Linked DNA regions of Homo sapiens: region 1 is linked to region 2. A link is a contact called in ENCODE Hi-C or POLR2A ChIA-PET data. All regions are on one chromosome and are shown on one strand. Each heading gives the region's core, a stretch centred on a gene start or an enhancer-like site at or near the end of the contact. The rest is flanking DNA. Distances are from core to core; before and after follow the strand shown.

Region 1 (5,769 bases), core at 796-3,295, 85 kb after region 2:
TGGAGGTTGTAGCGAGCCGAGATCATGCCACTGCACTCCAGCCTGGGCACCATTGAGCACTGAGTGAACCAGACTCCGTCTGCAATCCCGGCACCTCCGGAGCCTCAGAAAGAAGTTTAGAACAGCGGTCGGAGTTCAGTCCTCAGTTCCCCCTTATCAGAGGTCTCTGTACCAGTGTACCCATTTAGTGGAGGTCCAAATTCTGAAAAACAACTCAAGAATATATGCTAAGGTGTTATCTTTAGTTTCTCTTGGGAACCAAATATTCGTGTGACTCTAACTTCCTTGGCTATTGTTTTAAGCTACTGTTACCGTCTTGCTTATCAAATTGCTCATTTACTTGTCAAGGCTAGCTAGGTGACTGTAAATTCCCTTGAAGGAACTCAAGATTTTATTTCCCTGCTTGGGGTTGGGGGTGGAGGAGGGTGCTGCAAGCCCTTAAGAGGGGTCCCTGCTCCGTCTCAATACTTGCCCAATAGCTCTGAGAATTCTTGCTAGTGGGGCATGTGAAAGGAACCTGTGCTCCCTCTGCCACGAGTCTCTGCTTCCACTGCCTTTCTGGCATCTACTCTGGGCTCTGCCTCTGCATATCTCGTTCCTTTTGCATAGCCTATGTACTTACTCAACTCCCATACAAACCCCTCAGTCTCCAGACTGCCACTGGTCATGGCTGTGCGTGTGGTGCAAGCTTTAATGAAGATTTGGGCACCGGTGTGTGTATGTGCACGCATGTGTGTGCATGAGTGTGTGTGCATGTGTGCATGTGTCTGTGCATGAGTGTGTGTGCGTATGAGTGTGTGCATGTGTGTGTGCGTGCATATGTGTGCATAAGTGTGTGTGCATTCATGTTTGTGCATGTGCATATGTGTTAATTTCCTAGGGCTGCCATAAAAAGTAACACAAACTGAGAGGCTTAAACAATAGAAATTTCTTGTCTCATTGTCTCACAGTTCTGGAAGCTAGACACCTGAGATGAAGGTGTCTGCAGGGCTATGCTGTTTCTAACAGGTGCTAGGGAAGGATCTGTTCCAGGTCTCCCCTCCAGCTTCTGGTAGTTTCTTGGCTTGTGGCAGCATCACTCCTGTCTTCATATGGCTGTCACCGTGTGAGTGTCTGTGTTCAGATTTCCTCCTTGTATAACCACAGTAACATTGGATTAGGGGTCTACCCTACTTCACTATGACCTCATCTTAATTAACTATATCTGCAATGACCCTATTTCCAAATAAGATCATATTCTCAGGCACTGCGGGTTAGGACTTTAGCATATGAATTTTCAGCGGACACAATTCAACCCATAATTGTGTGTTTGTATGTGTGCGCATGTGTGGTCATGGTTAGGGATGTTAGATTACAGAATAGAAGGGTAAAACACTTTGAACTGCATACTCAACCATCCCAGTTCTCAAAAGTCCTCAGCCTTTCTGTCCTCTGAGGGCGCATCCTGTGTCCTGCCTTCCCCACAGCCTCCTGCCATGCAGTGGGACACCTTCTGGCCCTCTTCTTGGGATTTTCCCTGCTTCTTCATGGCTCATTCAGCTCCAACTCCAAAAATCACTGTGCATTTCTGATATAAAAGTTTCACTATTTTCCTCCCCAGGCCAACCATCCAGGCCTGGTCTAGAGGGCCATCTTAATAACTAAAAAGTCCACTAGAGATGTTTCTAACAAAGACAGTTCTCTTGCTGAGGAGGAATTCTGTGGTCAGCTCTGATAGTAACACTTTTTTTCTCTTCCTTTCATCAGTTAAATGAAATTATTTATTAGCCTAAATGTTTTATGCACTAGTTTCTGTTATTTCTGGGTATATTTAAAAAACAATGCCTCCTGTACAAAATCAGAAAAAAACAGAAATGATAGTGAGGACAGGTTGTGCCTCATGGGCCAGGGATGGACAGCTTATTACCCCTCCTTCTACTGGAAACATACTAATAAATACGATAACTCTTTCCTGCCAGGCAAGGTCATGGTTTCAGAACCGTTCTCTATAGAGTTGACTCAGGCCATCGTTATGAGTTCATTAGAGCTGATATGAGAGATTAAGTCAATTTGCCATCACTGTTCTAGACATTCTGTGGAGGGAATTTTATGCTTCTGGTGATGACTTCTATTTGTGTTCATTAACAGTTGCTAGTGTTTGGAAATGAATATAGGGTGGACAATGTGATTTCTGTATTAGTCAGAATAGGCTGAGTCATGCAATGGTAAAAAATGACACCCAAATCTTGGTAGCTAACATGAATAAAGGTTGATTTCTTGCTCATAACACGTGTCCTTTCAGGATCACCTGAAGTTCTGCTCCATATCCCCTTCATTCAGGGACTCAGGCTGACGGAGCAGCCTCTACCTGGAATATTGCTGCTCTCGTAGCAGAGGGAGAGAGGACATGGGCGAACAATAAGCTGGCTCTTTAAAGCTTCTGCTTTTAAGTGAGCCAAGTCAATTCCACTCACATTTCATTGGCTAAGCAAAATGTCAATGCGGAGAGGAAGTATTAATTCTTCCTCAGAGAGGGGCAGCAACAGCATTAAAACAGTTTACATCAGGTACCTAATTTTTGTTATTGATCTTAAATGTCCGAGAAATGAAGTGAAAGAAAATGGAGACCTTTTATATTAATTTTAATGGCTCTTCTTTACTCTTCTTACTATATGTGGTAGAATTCTTATGAGGCTTAAAGAATAGAAATACATATTTGATGGGATTGACATCAGAACCTTTATTATTTAATGCCTTTTCTGTAGCAGGAATGTAACTAGTTTTAAGAGAAGGCTACTTAATGGTCAAAATAGTTGTATTAATGAAGGACTAAGATAATCATGGTTAAATCCCAACTCTAATGATCTAATACAACACTGTTGTTATTTATCTTCATAGCAAATTATGGTAAACCTAACATTATTATCCTAATGAAACATATGTTGTACTTTTTTACATGCTTTTGCTAGGCAAATCATATTTTCATATCAAAATACATTAAGGCAGATATTAAAGGGTAGGTGCAGTGGCTCATGCCTGCAATCCCAGCACTCTGGGAGGCCTAGGCGGGCAGATCACTTGATGTCAGGAGTTCGAGACCAGCCTGACCAACATGGTGAAACCCCATCCCTACTAAAAATACAAAAAAAATTAGCTGGGTGTGGTAACACATGCCTGTAATCCCAGCTACTGGGCTGAGACAGGAGAATCGCTTGAACTCGGGAGGCGGAGGTTGCAGTGAACCAAGATTGCACCACTGCACTCCAGCCTGGGTGAAAGAGCAAGACTCTGTCTCAAACAAAACAAAAACAAACCAAAAAAAAAAAAAACCCAGATATTAAAAAATGATCACTTGCTGTGATAATTATTCACTTCATTCCATTAATGTTAGAGTTTCAGCAGGTTACATGCAAAGCAGAAAGTTGCTAAAGTGTGTTTGGAAGAACATTAGTTTAGAAGACTGCTGATAAATATTGAACCAAAAAAAATTTAGTAATTCAAAGGTTCAGGGAATATTTGGTTAAACACAGTAAATAGGATTCTTTGATTCAAGATATATCAGAACTTTAATAATGTGTCATTAGTGCATAAGCCCTTTGTCAAGCAATGTTCTGTAGAAAACACTTTGGGAACTGCTGGCTCAGATTTTAATCTGTGTGTGGTGGGGATCTCCATCTCACTTCATTTTTATTTCTTTTTATTTTAGTTTTTTGTTTCTTTTTTTTTTTTTTTTTTTTGAGATGGGACCTGGGTCTGTTGCCCAGGCTTGGAGGCAGTGATGCAATCACAGCTTACTGCAGCCTTGACCTCCTGGGCTCAAGCTATCCTCCCACCTTGGTCTCCCAAGCAGCTGGGACTATAGGCATGTACCACTACACCTGGCTAACATTTTATTTTTTAGTAGAGACAGGGCCTCGTTATGTTGCCGAGGCTGGTCTGGAACTTCTTGGACTCAAACGAACCTCCTGCCTCATCTTCCCAAAGTGCTTGGATTACAGGCATGAACCTCCACGCCCAGCCTCCATTTCACATGAGCCTTCCAAACCCATGGCCATTTTGGGGTCTACCATCACCCAACATGCCCGGAATCACCAGTTCAAGCTTTCCCTTTCTGGCCACAGCATCTTTTCCTGCCAGCCTGCTTTCAACCAGTCCCAGTACAACCACTTGTCAACCTCACTGGAACTCCAATCCTTGCGGACTTCTGTTTACTTCTAATCATTCTGTCTCCTGCTGTCTTGATTTCCTGCTTATCACCTTAGACTGCATGATACATTGTTTTAGTAACATACCTGGTCAATGATCTAAAGGCCCTTTCTATCCTATCTCTTAGTTGGGTTTGGTGAAACCCAACTAATAGCTGATGATCCTTCTATATTTCCCTGTTCAGCTTACTTTTTACTCTCCTACTCACTGTAATGACTATTCCAAGGCTTTTCTGCTTCCTGGATTCCACAACCACCTCCCTCCACTCCCTCTGCATGCCCTATCTCCTTTAGGGCCTGGTGTTCCTAATTCTGAAAACTCCCTATAGCGATCCCCATTCTAGCCTCCTTCTCCCCTGTTGGGACAGTAAAAATGTTTCTCCCCATCTAAGAACAATACCTTTCTGGGGAATTTTGACTCTCATACCCTCCCAACTTTCCAAACACCTTGTAGTATTGATTATACCTTCTCTCTTTTTCTCTTTTTTTTTTTTTTTTTGAGACCAAATCTTGCTCTGTCGCCCAGGCTGGAGTGCAGTGGCATGATCTTGGCTCACTGCAACCTCCTCCTTGCAGGTTCAAGTGATTCTTCTGCCTCAGCCTTCCGAGTAGCTGGGATTAAAGGCACGCACCACCACGCCTGACTAATGTTTGTATTCTTAGTAGAGATGGGGTTTCACTATGTTGGCAAGGCTGGTCTTGAACTCTTGACCTTGTGATCCGCCCACCCCGGACTCCCAAAGTGCTGGGATTATAGGCGTGAGCCACTGTGCCTGGCCCACCTTCTCTTTCTTATATAGACTCAATCTTACTTTTCAATTGCTCTTTCTCATCAGCCATCAGCTTTGAGATATGCTTAAGTCCCATTTTAAAAAGGAAGAAAGAAGAAAGGGAGAAAAGGAAGGAAAGAAAAACCTTCCTCTGACATTACATTCTCTCTAGCTAGTCCTGCCTTTGCATAGACAAAATTCTCATTGTCTCCATTTCTTCTTCCATGCATTCCTCAATTTGCTCCTATCTAGTTTAAAAAAATGTTTTATTAGGATGTTATATATGGTAAAGTGTGCTCATCTTAAATGTACAGCTCAGTGAAGTTTTACACATTTATACACCTCGTGTAGCTATCACCCAGATCAAGATATAGAGAATTTCCAGGAACAAAAGGTAGAATATTCTCAATGTTTGAGAACTTGTTATCTTCACTTAACGATACATCTTGATCATTCCATAGCAGTATATAGAGACTTTTCTCACTTCTTTCCAACTGTGCACTGCTTCATTACATAGCTGTACCATCATTTATCAATATTCTGCTGACGTACGTTTATATTGATTCCAGTCTTTTGTTATTACAACTAGTGCTTCAATGAACAGTTTTGTGCAAATGTCATTTTGTATTTCTGCTCATGTATTTTTGGTACAGATTCTTAGAAACAGAATTACTGAGCCAAAGAAAACACATTTGTAATTTGGCTAGATATTGTCAAATTTCTCCCCTAGAGGCTGTAACATTTTACATTCCCACCAGCATTGTATGAGAGTACCTGTTTCCCCATAGACTTACAAATAACATAAGTTGATAAAC
Region 2 (5,794 bases), core at 1,822-4,321:
CCCACCCCTGCCTCTCAAAACGCTGAGATTACAGTTGTGAGCCACCACGCCCGGCCGCCTTTCTGCTTCTTTTTCCCCTCCCTTTCAAATGCCCCTCAGCTCCTGCTCCAGGGCAGCCAGGCTGCATGTCCTCCCTGTAGGCAGCCACCCCCACCCACTGCCTTCCAGGGAACTGCCCTGCAACCAGCTACAGGGTGGGACCAAGGTGCCGCTCTCTCCCTGCTGCTGCCCCCAAGATAAGCACACGATGCCTTGGTTCATTTAAGGGTTTCACTGATAACGACTTTGGGGAAAATAGGAGAGGTCGAAATAAATAGCAGGCAGAAATGAGAGCCTAGAATCGTATAGCTTGCCATTTCAGCCTATGGTCCCAAATTCTCCACAGCCTTCACAATGATGAATGGCTAGCACTGGCTTCCAACGCACCTCACCAGGTCTGCACCGTTGACTCACTTTTTACAGAAGCAAGCAGCCCTCATTCCTCCCAGACACCTGTGCTTCCCAGATGGATTAAGCAATAATAATAGCTAACATTTATGCTCCAGGGACTGTTTTTAGGGCTTTATTAAATTGGAAGATACGCCATGGGGTTTCCCACTTGGTCTCCAGTGAGCAATTTACATTTTCCAAGAGCCCCTCAGGCCGGGCGCGGTGGCTCACACCTGTAATCCCAGCACTTTGGGAGGCTGCGGCGGGCAGATCACGAGGTCAGGAGATCGAGACCATTGGCTAACACAGTGAAACCCTGTCTCTACTAAAAATACAAAAAATTAGCTGGGTGTGATGGCGGGCACCTGTAGTCCCGGCTACTCAGGAGGCTGAGGCAGGAGAACGGTGTGAACCCCAGAGGCGGAGCTTGCAGTGAGCCGAGATGGCGCCAGTGCACTCTAGCCTGGGCGACAGAGCGAGACTCTGTCTCAAAAAACAAACAAAAAAACAAAGAGCCCCTCAGACTAGGGGTGCTCTCAAGTTTACTAGGCCCCACCCTGCCCAGAAGTCAGTATTTTGCAAGGGTGAAAGGAGTAGGACTTTCTACTGCCCCTTGAATTTCTCTGCCAGCAAACTAATGGCCACTGCAGTTTTTAGCTCTGAGCACCCTCTTCTCAAGTTTCTCCTTGCACTTCATTTCTTTTCTCCCCTTTTTCTTTTCCTTGGCAAACAGTTCTACTCTAGAGCCATCTTTTCCGATTCCTCTCCTAGCGCCACTCCCAAATATCCTCTGGTTACTAAACCCTCAGGCTCATCTCACATATCTGAACCAGTCTCAAAACTTTAGCTGGCTGGGACTCCTCCCCTCCCACCTCCCACTCTGTCTGGGGTCACCAGGGCTACCTGTTATCATTAAATAAGCCCCCTTTCCATTCTCAATTTGTCACCCTGGCCCAGGTCCTCACCATATCACCACCACTTTCCCATCTGCCTCCTCTTGCTGGAGAGCTGCCTCTCTCCTCCTGGCACGCACCCACTAAAAAAGTTCACAATTTAAATTCCTTCCCTGGGCTCCCTCCTTTACTAAACCAAAGATGCTCTGATTCTGTTCTGTTCAGCTGTGCAGTCTAGGGGACCTCAGAACTGACTGCCAGGCTAAGTCTCTCATCTTCCCCAGGATCCCCCAAAGGTCCCAGTCAGCTTTTTACCACAGCTCACTCCTCCCTTCCTTCTTTCCCTTTCTCCCTCCCTCCCTTCTTTCCATCCTTTCTTCCTCACTCCTTCCCTTCCTCCTTCCCTCCCTCCCTTCCTTTCTTCCCCAGTCAGCTTTTTCCACAGCTTGCTCCTTCCTTCGCTCCTCCCTGCTCCCTTCCTTCCTTCCTTCCTTTTTACCACAGCTCCTTCCTTCTTTCCTCCCTCCCTCCAAGGCTCAGCCTGTTTTCTTCTTTGATGCTGCCTTCTCCAATCCTGGGGTCTTAGTTTTCCCAGGAGACAGGCAGAAGGGACAGAGAGGAGGAAATGTCCAAGTTCCCGGTGGACTCCGGTTCTCTGCGTGGAGAAACCCACCTGGCACGGAGCAGGCGCTCAGCTAAGTACAATGAAAAGCGACTGAATGGAAGACTCCTCAAGGGGCCAGTATGGAACAATTTTGGTTCCAATGATCAACCTACATTTCTGAGAAGCCACAGAGCAGGAGGAGAGGCCCCTGCGATGTTTCTCCACCCAGTGCCTCTCCCACTTCTAGATTAGAGATACATCACCTGCCTGCCAGACCCCAAGCTAGAGACACAGCACACACAACCAACTAGCAAAATAATTCATCCTATTTTGCTTAATGTCTTTGGGGAATTAAGATTATAAAATTGTTTCCTAATTTTTAGTTTAGCTGAATAATGGATATCTTTTTATTCAAGACCCTGAACCAGGAATACTCATTTTCTCATGGTGCTGCAGGGAGGTATTCTACCAATTAAGGCAACAAAAGGATCTTTCTAGCTTTGTAAAAGTCACTTTTATAATATATCCTATTTCAAATATGTGGGAGTGTGTGCATTGATGGACACAGAAACTGCACAAAGGATAAGCAATGGGCAAAATATTAATAGGTCAATCTGGGTAAGGGTGTATATGACTGTACTATTTTTATTACTTATTTTTTTATTTTGAGATGCAGTCTCACTCCGTTTCCCAGGCCAGAGTGTAGCAGCACGATCTCAGCTCACTGCAAACTCCGCCTCCTGGGTTCAAGCGATTCTCCTGCCTCAGCCTCCCAAGTAGCTGGGGTTACAGGCACCCGCCACCACGCCCAGATAATTTCAGTACTTTTAGTAGAGATGCAGTTTCCCATGTTGGCCGGGCTGGTCTCAAACTCCTGAACTCAAGTGATCCGCCCACCTCAGCCTCCCAAAGTGCTGGGATTACAGGTGTGAGCCACCATGCCTGGTCCTATTTTTATTTTTTTGTAATTTTTCTGTAAGTTTAAATTTGTTTCAAAAAAAAAAAAAAAAGTTTATCTTTTCAGAATAGAATCCTCAGTTGTGCCGGTCTGAACAGAAACAGGAAATCCCACCCAGGTTCCATGAACAATCTTCTCTACACTTTGATTCTGATGAAGCAGGTGTGAAAAGGGGACTCCTGAAGTTCTACTTCCTGTCCTCTGGCCATAAACTTAGATGTGACTCACAGCCTAATTGTGTGTGCAATTCTCAATGGAAAACCTGACTCAAGAGTAAGCCTACAGAAAACTTCAGACCCGCTACAAAAATTCACCTCCAGTATGAGTGCTTTTTTCCCTCAACTACCAGCAACGCTGGATTCATCGAGCCTTCCTATTTTTGTCAAACTGATGGTTGCAAATGGAAACTTGTTTTGAATTGCATTTTAAGTTTTTTATTATTTTAATGTTTTTTTTTAAAGAGATGGGGGTCTCACTGTGTTGCCCAGACTGAAGTACAGTGGCTATTCACAAAAGTGATCACAGTTCACTGCAGCCTCCAACTCCTGAGCTCAAGTGATCTGACTACTTACATTTCTTGTGTGAGCCGCATGTTTTAATCTTTTGTCTATTTTTCTAATAGGTTGTTGGTCTTTCCTGTACTGATTTGAAAGATTTCAGTTGTCTAGATTTTAATCTGTTGTCTGTTATAGAGGTTGTGGAACCTATCTATGACATGTCTTTTAACTTTGTTTATGGCAGCTTTCACTAGACACACTCAGAGTTCTGACACAGGAAGATGTCTAACTCCTTTCCTTTATGGTTTTTGGGTTTTGTGGCTTACTTGGGAATTCCCTCACCACCCTATCATTATAAAACACTGTCCTTTTGCTTATTTTATAGCTGTATTTTTTTAAATAAGGTTTTTTATATCATCTGGATTTTATTTTTGTATATAGAATGTGGTATGAACTCAACTTTTCCCCCATATGAATACCCAACTGGCCCAACGCTATTGAACCATTATCTGATTCAACGCCTCCTCTATCATAAGATTATATTTCCACATATACAAGAGTCTGTTTCGGGACTATTTTCTTCCTCTAATCACTCCACCTATTTGCATGCTAACAGCACTCTGTTTTAATTACCTTTATGCTATGTTTTAAATGGACCAACCCCATCCCTCATTATTGTTTTCAAAACTTCCTTGCAGACTATACTTCTAGTTGAACTTTAGAATCAGCTTGTCAAAGCTCCATGAAATACGATCAGTCTTCCTTTTGAGAAGTAGCCCTTTTGCAACACTGAGCCTTCTCATCCTGGAAAATCATAAGGGTTTTCCCTGCCTGTGGCTTTCTTTCAGCTCCACTCCTCATACGGTGTGTAGAGCCATTCAAATAATACATGTGGAATAAAAATAAGCTTCATAATTTTTATAATCATTTTACATATATTTTATTAAGATCACTGCTATGGAATTTATAGTTTTTGCTGCTACAGTAAAAGGAATACTTTTTCCATTAAATTTCCAAACTGGTTGTTGTTGGCACACAAGACAGCAACTGTTTTTTGTATGTTTATCTTTTTCTTTGTGAAGAGACAGGGCTTCATTCTGTCATCCAGGTTGGAGTGCAGTGGCACAAACTTCCACAGCCTGGAGCTCCTCAACTCAGGCGACCCTCCCACCTCAGCCTCCACAGCAGCTGGGACTACAGGCATGCATTACCACGCCGGGCTAAATTTTTTTTTTTTTTTTTTTTTTTTTTTACTTTTTGTAGACATGGAGTCTCACTATGTTGCCCAGGCTGGTCTTGAACTCCTGGGCTCAAGTGATCCTCCCACTTCAGCCTCCCAAGTAGCTGGCATTATAGGCGTGAGCCACCATGCCTGGTTTGAACTATCATTTCAAACAGTTTCTTAGTTCTCTTGGATATCCAGTTCAATAATTATACCATCTACAATACTCCCAACTTAGTTTCTTTCTTTCCAATATAAATACACTTCACTTCTTTTTAAAAATGCTTTGCCTTGGCAAGGCCTTCAGAGCTGTTAACACAGCACTGATAGTAGGCATCCTTGATTGTTCCTATGTAATCTATTGCATAAATTACATCAGTATCTATGTAAGTAACGTGCCATGAAGTATAACTTTCCTTGTAGGTTTATGATAGATATCCACTAGTAATAATCTACTTTTAACTTGCTAGTAATTTTCCCCCCTAATTATTAATGGGAACTGCATTTTATTTAATTCTCTTTGGCATCTATCAGGTCGATCTTATGTTTTTTCTTCTTTAATCTGTTAATGTGATGAAATAATAAATACTGGTTAACTGCATGAGTGTCTACTACTGTGGAGTCAGCCAGGTGTGCACTGAGACCCTGGCTCCACCACTTGTACTGGCTCTGTGACCATGGCCATGAGTTACTTGACCATACTAAGCGTCAGTTTCTCCTGTCTATAAAGTAGGAATAATATCCAAGGCAAGTAAAGTGGTTGGCCTTGTGTCAATAAATAGTGGCCCAATAAATATTAGCTCTTATTAGTAAGGATAAATTTCCTAATTTGAGCCCTTTACAGGTAAGGTACAGAGAGGATGGTGAGTAAACTCACAGAAACCAACCATCAAAACTGGGATGGATTTCTAATGTTCACGTTTCCATGGCTCATGAACCAATGAATGGGATCAGGGGTGAGAGGCATGAACTCCCTGTAAAATGGCACAACATTGTAAGTATATGTGCAGTTTCCTGGCGAGTTCACAGCTTTTTATAAAGGAGTCTATGTCCTGGAAATGTTAACTATCTGAGGTGGGGAGGGGGAGGAAGCATAAGACAATGGTTAAAAGCAGATTATCACTGAAAGTTAACTGCTGCATGGGGGAAGCCAGGCACACGTGTTAGTGGACGAGGCCTCCCCTAATGCCT

The links. A loop is a pair of places that touch in the nucleus more often than their neighbours do. ChIA-PET counts read pairs that join two places held with the same protein, here RNA polymerase II (POLR2A). Pooled maps may share reads with other maps.
Region 1: a pooled map shows a loop between it and region 2 (3-fold over the local background). The contact joins two enhancer-like sites. A Hi-C loop is called at or near these places in 5 of 50 pooled maps. POLR2A ChIA-PET finds 5 or more read pairs at or near these places in 3 of 52 experiments (activated T-cell, activated naive CD4-positive, alpha-beta T cell and activated naive CD8-positive, alpha-beta T cell).

Annotation. Positions count from the first base shown.
Region 1 is chr14:55,456,931-55,462,699 of GRCh38, forward strand. No RefSeq gene overlaps it. Among named protein-coding and RNA genes, the nearest start is that of TBPL2, 19 kb to the left of the region's middle. Within about 2 kb of position 2,046, at least 4 of the 41 ENCODE cell types and tissues checked have a DNase peak (open chromatin) inside an H3K27ac peak, as active enhancers do.
Region 2 is chr14:55,370,885-55,376,678 of GRCh38, forward strand. All of the region lies in intron 9 of ATG14 (autophagy related 14), which reads right to left. It also overlaps a transcript of FBXO34 not described here. Among named protein-coding and RNA genes, the nearest start is that of ATG14, 38 kb to the right of the region's middle. Within about 2 kb of position 3,072, at least 6 of the 41 ENCODE cell types and tissues checked have a DNase peak (open chromatin) inside an H3K27ac peak, as active enhancers do.